Regions from separate parts of the Mus musculus genome. Here region 2 is linked to region 1. A link is a loop called in an ENCODE intact Hi-C map of the cell type or tissue named here. Cell type or tissue: gastrocnemius. All regions are shown on one strand. Each heading gives the region's core, and the rest is flanking DNA. Links, peaks and the distances in the headings are about the cores only.

Region 1 (5,379 bases), core at 328-5,327:
GTCAGCTGGGAGGAAGCCAAGCAGAAAACCTCAGAGTGGATCGGAACACTAGTGATGCAGCACAGGGAGATTGGAAACAAAAAGTCACAGTGATATGAAGAGGGAGAGGACATGGCCCTGGGTGTTATTAGGTCCTCCAGAAAGGGACTTAGAAACAATCCAACTCTTAACAATTCCATTTTACACTCTGTCCAACTTGTCTTTGGGTCACCAGAAGCCTTGCAAGTCACTGGCCCAGTTGCAACCCTTCAGCTCTAAGCACTTGTCCAGCAATGCACAAGATGTGCCTCAGCTGCTGTGACCCAAGGATGGGTGGCTGATAGTGAGTTGCCTGGAACCTCTTGTAGGTTAGAATTTCATCAGGGCTTCCACATCTCCTTTCCATGTGCCAACGCATTTCGTGTCTGAGAAAATTCCCATACCTTTATGAAGCTCAAAGAAAAGAACAATAAAATCTTTTAATGCTTAATGTGGAAAAGGTGTGTGTTTGGTCACTCCAGTGGCCACCTTTCTTTTCTATATCCAGTGAAGTCCATAGTCAGTGCTGGTGAACCTGACTCCTGCTTAGTTGAGCGCAAGCCTGGGCCAACCATCTAATCTAGAGTGCTTCAGTTCAGCATTGCCAGATCACAGACCGAATCTTGCTCCTGGTCTTAGGAAATTAAAACTCGCCTCCCTCTGAGTGGTTGAGCTCACACTGGTTGGGGAGGTGGGTAGTGTATACCACAACTATAGAGCATAGTCTATCCCTCTAGGGCAAGTCTCCTTTCCCTCCTTTTTAGCAAAGAGACTCTCTAGAACCAGAAGAAGCCTTGAGAAGTACCCAGGAGGTCATGAACACGATAACAAATGGCCCTGGGCTGAAGAGATGATCTGAGAGTCTCCTTCTAATGAACACCCACACACAGACTAAATGTATCTCCTACTGAGCCATGGTGTGAAAATCTACTATCCCCAGCTCTAAATGCAACTGCCTCCCCCTCTTGTTTCATCCATTTCCCATCTTCTCTCTCTCTTTTTCCTTCTATTGATTTAGCCTCTTTCACGGTTTCTCTCTCTCTCTCTCTCTCTCTCTCTCTCTCTCTCTCTCTCTCTCTCTCTCTCTCTCTCTCTTTCTCTCTCATTGCTCCCAGTGTCTCTGGCCAGAGGAAGCCAGTCAAGACAGGTTTCAGGTCTTACATGATAATGGAGTTAGTAACTGACCTCAACTCCCACAGATGAAAGAAGCCCTACCTGCTCAACCAGACAGCCCCAAACTAAACAAGGTGTGGGGGGCTCCGGGTAGGGGGAACAAAACTGCCTGTCTCTTGTAATACCTGGGATTGCAGATTAGAGCCTCAGTTTCTACCCTTCCCATTTCTAATGTCTGCCTGTCTGTCTGCCTGTCCATACACAATTAAGCCATCATTTATCTGTCTGCTTACATTTATATGGGTGTTTTGACACATATATGTCTGTGCACTTAGTGGATACATGTCTGGTTCCCTTAGAGGGCAGAAGAGAGTTTCAGGTTCCATGGGACTGGTTAACAGACAGTTAAGTCACCTGCCTGTCATATGATATCACAGAGAGAAGTAAAATCTCACCCAGCATCAAAATTTCTTTCTTACCTCATATTTGAGGAGTAATGTTTATAGATTGGAACTGAGTTCCCATACTACAGTCAGGAGGCAAAACCATGCTGAAGTTCTATACAGCAAACCAAACCAAGAGTCCTGATCACTACAATAGACAGAGTTGGGAGAGAGAGAGAGAGAGAGAGAGAGAGAGAGAGAGAGAGAGAGAGAGAGAGAGAGAGAGAGAGAGAGCAGCACCATTTCACACAGGCTAGTAACAGAGTAGGAAGACCACTTTGTTTCTCATTAACACAGAGACAATCTGTCTTTCCTTGCCCCTGTCATATCAAGAAACTTTTAATTCAGGTAACTGGACAATGTTCTATGGTATAAAAGGAGAAGTTGCCTGTTTCTGGAAATGAAAGTAAATTTCAGGGCAGATCTCTAAACCACAGTTTGTTATACATTTGTGTTTTGACTCCTGCATCCCTAAATTCTTTGTGTTGGAGGACAGTCAGTGAGGATGTAGCTGCAGCATGCACTCTGTAAAGGGAAGGGGAAATCCTCAGGAATCCCTGCAAGGGCTCAAGTGGAGCTCACCACTGGACATCCAGGCTGTGGGCAGCTGACGGCTGCAGCACATACAACCCAGGCACCTTGCAGAGAGTGAGCATCCATCTGCCCTGGGGAAACTGAACACCTTCCCCAGGCCTGTTCTGTTAGATCAGAAGAAAATGGGACTGGTGGGGAATGAATGGATCTTCCATCTTGATGTTTAGCCTACTTGAAATCCCTTCTTGATCCACTGAGCCAGTTTCCAGAGGAAAGCAGCCTCCCAAGCTCTAGCAAGGGTGAGTGGAACGAAAGGAGAGTGAACTGGTTTGTGTATCTGGCTCGATAAGGCCTTAGAATGCTTTGGATAACAAAGATCTCCTTCCTTAATCAACCTGGACAGAGTGCTTGGTGGCAGTTAGGGTGACAACACACAAGAGTTCCTACAGGCAAATCATCACAAGGGGGCAGTAAAGGACCAGAAAGAATGGCAGCAGCCCAGTTCAAAGTAAGCCTCTTTTCCTTTCCCCTGCATTCTGTGGTCTTGGAGTAAGGGAACTGTTCACACACGGGTCTAAGTGTGATGTACTTATGGATGAAGGTAAGGGAACTGAACAGAAGGTGTCTGGGAAAGCTCAGATGACAGAAGGAACTTGAGAAGGAGAGCCAGGGGACTCCATGCAGGGATGGCAGCCTGAGTCTGATGCAGAGAGGGTCAGTGTGCAGGAGGGTAAGGAGGAGGGCCAGGGAAATAAAAGAGCCTGGATACCACTTCAGCTGGGTTTGCTGAGGGACATTAGGTGTGTCAGGTGCAAGACAGAGCTGGGCCCTTGATAAAGTTGGCATCTGAGAACCTGGGAGATCCAATGACAGGTGTGTTTAAAAGGCCATCTTCTGGAAAGTGGCAGGATACCAAAGGCTTGATCTTTGATGTTCAATTCCAGGAGTGTGAGCTTTAGGTAGTAGAGTGAGTGTAGCTCAAGGAAGAGGGTGAGTGAGTGAGTGAGTGAGTGAGTGAGTGAGTGAGTACTGCTGTTCACGTGGGTGTAAAATCCTTAACAAGATGTGGGATGTTACAGTGATATATCTGTCTCCCCTTGACATGAGTCCTAAGTTTATACTTCATCAAAATCAGAACTTTCAGAAAGCTTGGTACCAGCTTTGATTTTAAAGAAATGTGATCTGATGAAAAAAATATATCCAGGCAGTGGTGGCACATGCCTTTAATCCCAGCACTTGAAAGACAAAGACAGACAGAACTCTTTTTTTAAAAAATATTTTTATTAGGTATTTTCCTCATTTACATTTTCAATGCTATCCCAAAAGTCCCCCATACCTTCCCCCCCAATCCCCTACCCACCCACTCCCACTTTTTGGCCCTGGCGTTCCCCTGTACTGGGGCATATAAAGTTTGCATGTCCAATGGGCCTCTCTTTCCAGTGATGGCCAACTAGGCCATCTTTTGATACATATGCAGCTAGAGTCAAGAGCTCCAGGGTACTGGTTAGTTTTTATTGTTGTTCCACCTATAGGGTTGCAGATCCCTTTAGCTCCTTGGGTACTTTCTCTAGCTCCTCCATTGGGGGCGCTGTGATCCATCCAATAGCTGACTGTGACCATCCACTTCTGTGTTTGCTAGGCCCAAGCATTGTCTCACAAGAGACAGCTATATCTGGGTCCTTTCAGCAAAATCTTGCTAGTGTATGCAATGGTGTCAGCGTTTGGAAGTTGATTATGGGATGGATCCCCGGATATGGCAGTTTCTAGATGGTCCATCTTTCATCACAGCTCCAAACTTTGTCTCTATAACTCCTTCCATGGGTGTTTTGTTCCCAATTCTAATAAGGGACAAAGTGTCCACACTTTGGTCATTGTTCTTCTTGAGTTTCATGCGTTTAGCAAATTGTATCTTATATGTTGGGTATCCTAAGTTTTTGGGCTAATATCCACTTATCAGTGAGTACATATTGTGTGAGTTCCTTTGTGAATGGGTTACCTCACTCAGGATGATGCCCTCCAGGTCCATCCATTTGCCTAGGAAATACATAAATTCATTCCTTTTAATAGCTGAGTAGTACTCCATTGTGTAAATGTACCACATTTTCTGTATCCATTCCTCTGTTGAGGGGCATCTGGGTTCTTTCCAGCTTCTGGCTATTATAAATAAGACTGCTATGAACATAGTGGAGCATGTGTCCTTCTTACCGGTTGGGACATCTTCTGGATATATGCCCAGGAGAGGTATTTCGGGATCCTCCAGTAGTACTATGTCCAATTTTCTGAGGAACCGCCAGACTGATTTCCAGAGTGGTTGTACAAGCTTACAATCCCACCAACAATGGAAGAATGTTCCTCTTTCTCCACATCCTCGCCAGCATCTGCTGTCATCTGAATTTTTAATCTTATCCATTCTGACTGGTGTGAGGTGGATTCTCAGGGTTGTTTTGATTTGCATTTCCTTGATGATTAAGGATGTTGAACATTTTTTTCAGGTGCTTCTCTGCCATTCGGTATTCCTCAGGTGAGAATTCTTTGTTGACCTCTGAGACCCATTTTGTAATGGGATTATTTGATTTTCTGGAGCCCACATTCCTGAGTTTTTTTATATATTTTGGATATTAGCCCCCTATCTTATTTAGGATAGGTAAAGATCCTTTCCCAATCTGTTGGTGGTCTTTTTGTCTTATTGACAGTGTCTTTTACCTTGCAGAAGCTTTGCAACTTTATGAGGTCCCATTTATCGATTCTCAATCTTACAGTACAAGCCATTGCTGTTCTATTCAGGAATTTTTTCCCCTGTACCCATATCTTCGAGGCTTTTCCCTACTTTCTCCTCTATAAGTTTCAGTATCTCTGGTTTTATGTGGAGTTCCTTAATCCACTTAGATTTGACCTTAATACAAGGAGATAGGAATGGATCAATTCGCATTCTTCTACATGATAACCGCCAGTTGTGCCAGCACCAATTGTTGAAAATGCTGTCTTTCTTCCACTGGATGGTTTTAGCTCCCTTGTCAAAGATCAAGTGACTATAGGTGTATGGGTTCATCTCTGGGTCTTCAATTCTGTTCCATTGGTCTACTTGTCTGTAGCTATACCAGTACCATGAAGTTTTTATCACAATTGCTCTGTAGTATAGCTTTAGGTCAGGCATGGTGATTCCACCAGAGGTTCTTTTATCCTTGAGAAGAGTATTTGCTATTCTAGGTTTTTTGTTATTCCAGATGAATCTGCCGATTGTCCTTTCTAATTCGTTGAAGAATTGAGTTAG
Region 2 (5,379 bases), core at 173-5,172, 89 kb after region 1:
GAGTGGATCCTGAGAGCTGGCCCCTGGCCACATGTGCACCGTATATGCATGCATATTCACACATATCTCACACACCATAATAATAATAATAACAACAACAATTATAATAATAACAAATTTTTAAAATCACATCCCAAAAGGAAGGAGCAGGAAAATAGCAAAAAAGAAACACTGGATCAAACAAAGACTGAAACCCAGCAGCGTGAACACCAGATTCTGCAGTTCAATATCGGGCATCCAGGTCACATGGGGTCATCATACGCTCGCTCTCCAAGGGGCCTATGCACCTCCACCTGCAGTCCATACAGCCAGGGCCTGACAGGTGCCACTGCCTGTCTCAGGTTTCCTCAGCCAGCACTCATCTTCCTAGCATACTAGGATCATGGCCTCTCTCTCCATTATGATGGGGGGAAAAGACACATTTAATCAAATTACACGGAGACTGAGCAGACGGGGAAAGCACAGCTGGGAGAGATGTGTGTCATCTTTGAAGGATGCCATGGTGGTAATGAGCTGGAACCAGTCATCCATCCACACAGGAATTTCCTCCCCAGGGCACACCTCATTCTGTGCATTCCATTCTATAAAACGTGCCACTCACAGTCGGCAAATGAGTGTGCAGCATGGGGACAGAGAGGCATTTGTGTTTCTGTCTTGGGTATCTCAGCGAGGCCTGGAAAGTGAACAATTAAAACAACCGATAGAAAAGTACACATGAGGCAGAAGTCACTGTGCTGTGTGCCTGTTCTTCCACAGGGTGGCTCACAACCCTCCAGACCTCCAGCTACAGGGGCTTGACACCCTCTTCTTACACATAAAATAAAATAAATACGCATTTTTCCACTGATTAATTTATTCATTTGTTCACTTTACATCCTGATCTCAGCCTCCCTCTCCTCCCGGTCCTTCCCTCACATGGCCCCTCCCTTCATCCCTCTCCTCTTCTCCTCTGAGAAGTGGGGAGACCACCCTAGGTACCACCCCACCCTGGCATATTAAGTCACCGCAGGACTAGGCACATCCTCTCTTACTGAGGCTAGACAAAACAGCCCAGTTAGAGGAACAGGATCCACAGGTAGGCAACAGAGCTGGGGAGAGCCCTGCTCCAGTTGTCGGGGTCCTGCATAAAGACCAAGCCGCACACTTGTAACATGTCGCTTCTGTCTCCGACCAGCAAAAAAGAGTGACGACACAGCGTTCTTCTCAAAGCAGTTTATTCAGGAAGCTTTCAACATGCAAGCAGGAATCTCCTCTAGCCCCAATCGCAATCCCTTATATAACCCCTCAACCACGCCCCATCAGCCCAGTCCGCGTAATCTCAGTTCATTGGCCTTCATCAAATGGCCTGATCTTGCATCATGGTGGGCCTGCGCAGCTCTCACGATGGACGTGCCTTATTTTCAGGTGTATGAGGAAGTCAGGTGCAAGTCATTAGACTTGGCTACAGTCCCGGGCACCATCTTGGGATAACCGCCACACCCACTCCCCACAGTAACATATGAGTGGGAAGCCTAGGTCCAGCCTGTGTATGCTCTTTGGTTGGTGGTCCGATTTCTGGGAGCTTCCAAGGGTTCAGGTTAGTTGACTCTGTTGGTCTTCCTGTGGAGTCTCCTTCCAAACTCCCTCTAATATTTGGTTGTGGGTCACTGCATCTGTTTCAGTCAGCTGATGGGTGGAGCCTCTCAGAAAACAGTTATGCTAGGCTGCTGTCTGCAAGCATAACAGAGTATCATTAACAGTGTCCAGGATTGGTTTTTACCCATGAGATGGCTCTCAAGTTGGGCCAGACATTGACTGGCTATTCCCTCTGTCTCTGCTCCATCTTTGTCCCTGCATTTCTTATAGGCAGGACAAATTTTGGGTGGAAAGTTTTGTGGATGGGTTGGTGTCCTTATCCTTCCTCTGGGAGTCCTGCCTGGCTACAGGGGATGGCCTCTTCAGGCTCCATATCCCCACTGCTAGGAGTCTCAGCTACAGTCACCCTCATAGACTCCTCGGAGCCTCCCCCATCCCAGGTCTCTGGCACATTCTAGAGATGCGCCCTCCACCCCAACTCTCACTGATTTTCCTTCACTCTCTCGGCCCTCTCTCCCCATCTCTCTCTACACCTAACCCTCACCCACCCTGTGAAATTAGGAAATATCATCCCAAGTGAGTGAGGTAACCCAGACCCAAAAGGAAATCCATGCTATGTACTCATTTTTAAGTGGATATTCGTCATAAAGTACAGGATAACCATGCTACAATCTACAGAGCCAAAGAAGCTAAATAACAAGGACGGCTCAAAGGAGGATGCTTGAATCCACTCAGAAGGGGAAATAAAACAGTAGTCAGAGGTAGATGGAGGGAGGGAATAAATAAATTAAAAAAAAAAAAAAAGTTCTAGTGACTTCTCTTGATCGCCACCTGGTGGACACATTTCTAATTTCCAATCGGATGACAAACTGGGCTGGGATCGCTTAGATTCCTCTCCTGGGGGACCAGATTTTGTTTCAGTTCTCCAGCCCTTTGCACAGTTAGCACATGATAGACAACCAGAAATCCTGTTGAAAGAGTAAACACTTATGCAATATGAGCCGGATAAGGTATGGAAGTCCTCTACGAACTGCTACTGGGGAGGGGTAAAGGGTGGGTGGGTGGGGAGGTGGGTGAGAAGCTGAGAAGCAGACTTCTAGGCCTTTCTGACTGCAAAGGCCAGTGCAGGACGGGGACTGAGCAGGAAAATCCATTCCAGGCTCCAAAGAACCTGAAACCGGTTCCCAGAGTTCTTGCAGGGAGCCTGACAGAATTTTCTATGAACCTAACTAGAGTCTTATAATGGAACAGACACAAGCCCTCTCCCCAAAAGGAACATAAAATGACTTAACTTATCCATGTCACTTTAGCACTGACCCCAACTCCACAGCTCCAAGCCCCCAGAGAGCAGACCTCAGGACATCAGCCAACAGTTATCCTTCTGTTGGAGAGAGCCTTCACTGAGAGGTCCAGCAGCTATTCATAGATTTAGAAATAGAACTCTTAGCTGGGCACAGTGCTGCATGTGTGTAAATCCAGAATTCCAGAGACAGAGGCAGAAGGATTATTAGAAGTTCAAGGTCACCCTAGGCTACAGAGTGAGACTGTGATTCAAATATAAAACATATGCTGGCTGTAGTAGCCCATGCTTTTAATTCCAGCACTCAGGTAGATCTGTGAGTTCCAGATCAGCCTGGTCTATATAGTGAATTTTAGTACATCCAGGTCAATATAATGAGACCTGTTTCAAAAAGAAAGGAAAGAAGGGAGGAAGGGAAAGGAAGGAAGAAAGGGAAAGGAAGGAAGAAAGAGAAAGGGAGGAAAAGGGAGAGAGGAAGGAGAGAGAGAAAACAAAAAAATTAATGGGTGGCAAGAGAGTTCAGTGGGTAGAGGCCCTTGCTGTCAAGCCTGAAGACCTGAGTTCAGTCCTCAGGACCCACGTGGTAGAGAGAGCCAACACCTGTAGGTTGTCCTCTGATCTGCACATGTGCACTCTAAATAAACCTACTAAAAAATGAAAGAAGGCTCAGAGGCGTAGCACTGGTGATATGGCTTCATTGGTAAGAGTTTTGTTTACCGTGCATGATGCCCTGGGTTTGATCCTTACCACCGGGCTAGGTTCAGTCCCCAACATCATATATACTGGGTGTGGTGGCACATGCCTGCATTCACAGGACTTAGGACGTGGAGGCTGAAAGTTCTTAGGTTCAAGGTCATCCTTGGCCACATTTGTAGGCTCAAAGCCAACCTAGAATATGTATGTGGTTCCCATCTCAAAATAATAAAGAATAAGACCAGGAACATAGCTCCAAAAGAGGCTGGGTATGTTGGCATATACATGTTACACCAGTACTGGCTTCTACATGCACCCATGTACACACATGAAAAATGCATCTTTATTATTATACAGTATTCTTTAGTTTTACAATGTTGGCTCCAGTAACCTTTGAAATGCCCCCCACCATAAAAACAAACAAACAAACAAGCAACAACAACAATAGCAATAACAAAAAAAAACCCTCTGTGTTCCTGGGCAAAAGTTAATGAGCCTTCACTGACAATCTCTGCTCTCTCCACTCTCGGCCACACACCGTGGCTCTGATCTCTGCCTACATGTATGTATGCATGGCTACTTTTTAAATAAGGTCAGCTGGTAACCATGGGTCAAGGAGCACCAGAGGGCAGGAGTGTCTTTTCTTTGAAGTTTCAGGACCATCAACTCTACGGAGAAAGACCAAGCTGTTTCTTCTCTGAAGATGAGTGATTTTCAGAGCTTTAAAGTGGTGCCCTCTCTTCCCCGTCCCCAAAATAGCCAACACAGCTCACCTGTGCTTCCCTCTGCTGGGTCGTGCGATTGAACCACTCCAAGCCTCTGCAATCTGAGTTACACAACGGTGAAGCATTTTTTTTTTCTAAAGGTGAAGATTTCATTTGTGCTGTTCAGCTGATTCTAATCAGCAACGTGGGCTGAAACAGCAATTCTTTAGCTGGTGTGCTGTGAAGATAGGTTTGGAAAAGATAAGTTTGATGTAGACAAAACAGACTCGATTATATTACATAGGTACAAAACGCAGTGTATATAGTACACCAAGGTCTACATTCAAACCTGACACACACACCACACATGCACACACCATACATACATACATACATACATACACACACACACACACACACACACCCTTAGTCCTTTGACTTAGCTATGCTAACAGTTATGGGAAATTTTCTAAAGCCATTGGTCACAAGCCCCTAGGAAAATCTGATGCTTCCTTTAAAGAAAATGGCCATGAGCTCAGCACTTCCCAAAGTAGACCTGGATAACTTACTTTTCCGGATGTTGTGTCAAATGCCTGACAAGAGACAATTTAAGGAAGGAACCAAGAAGAGATGCAGTCTGCCACAGCAAGGCAAGCATGCCAGCGGGAGTCTGAGGCAGCTGGTTACATTGTTTCCAGACAGGTAAGAAACAAAGGAATGCTCAACTCACCTTCCCTTAAAAAAATGTGATTGTGTAACTACATGTTCGCGTTGTGTCTGTTTGAGTTTGTACAGGTGAGTGCAATCTTCCCCTAGAAGGCAGAAAAAGAATGTAGGACCCCCCTGGAGCCAGAAGGTGGTGGTTGTACAGGGCCCAGTTGTGAGTGTTGGCAACTGAACTCAGGTCCTCTGCAAGGGCAATGCAAATTCTTACCCGATGAGCCCACGCTCCATCTCCCCACCTTCCTCTCATCCTGACAAAACCCAGCACATGAGATTCTGTCCCCTCATATTCAGGGTAAGTCTTCTCTGAATGCACTTTTATAAATCCACACAGTGTTGTTTCCTAGGTGCTTCTAATCCAGAGAAATTGACAAAGAAGACCAA

What was found. A loop is a pair of places that touch in the nucleus more often than their neighbours do. Peaks named below come from ENCODE experiments on the same cell type or tissue, not always from the same donor. Only the 100,000 strongest peaks of a DNase experiment are listed, where the experiment ranks them.
Region 2: it touches region 1 in a loop (8-fold over the local background); 18 of 42 quality-filtered maps call a loop at or near these places.

What each region holds. Positions count from the first base shown.
Region 1 is chr3:98,440,774-98,446,152 of GRCm38, reverse strand. Gm4450 (predicted gene 4450) reads left to right here. Exons shown (of 4, transcript NM_001370870.1): 4 at 1-93. The coding sequence ends at 93. Among named protein-coding and RNA genes, the nearest start is that of Gm4450, 14 kb to the left of the region's middle. In gastrocnemius, for the core only: CTCF peaks have their summits at 2,534 (motif pointing right) and 3,708; no DNase peak of the experiment used is centred there.
Region 2 is chr3:98,351,124-98,356,502 of GRCm38, reverse strand. Gm31420 (a long non-coding RNA gene) reads right to left here. Exons shown (of 3, transcript XR_001783933.2): 1 at 4,842-5,379; 2 at 4,342-4,510; 3 at 1,204-1,710. Among named protein-coding and RNA genes, the nearest start is that of Gm31420, 2.9 kb to the right of the region's middle. In gastrocnemius, for the core only: a CTCF peak has its summit at 2,410 (motif pointing left); a DNase peak (open chromatin) is centred at 2,419; H3K27ac peaks cover 1,052 bases.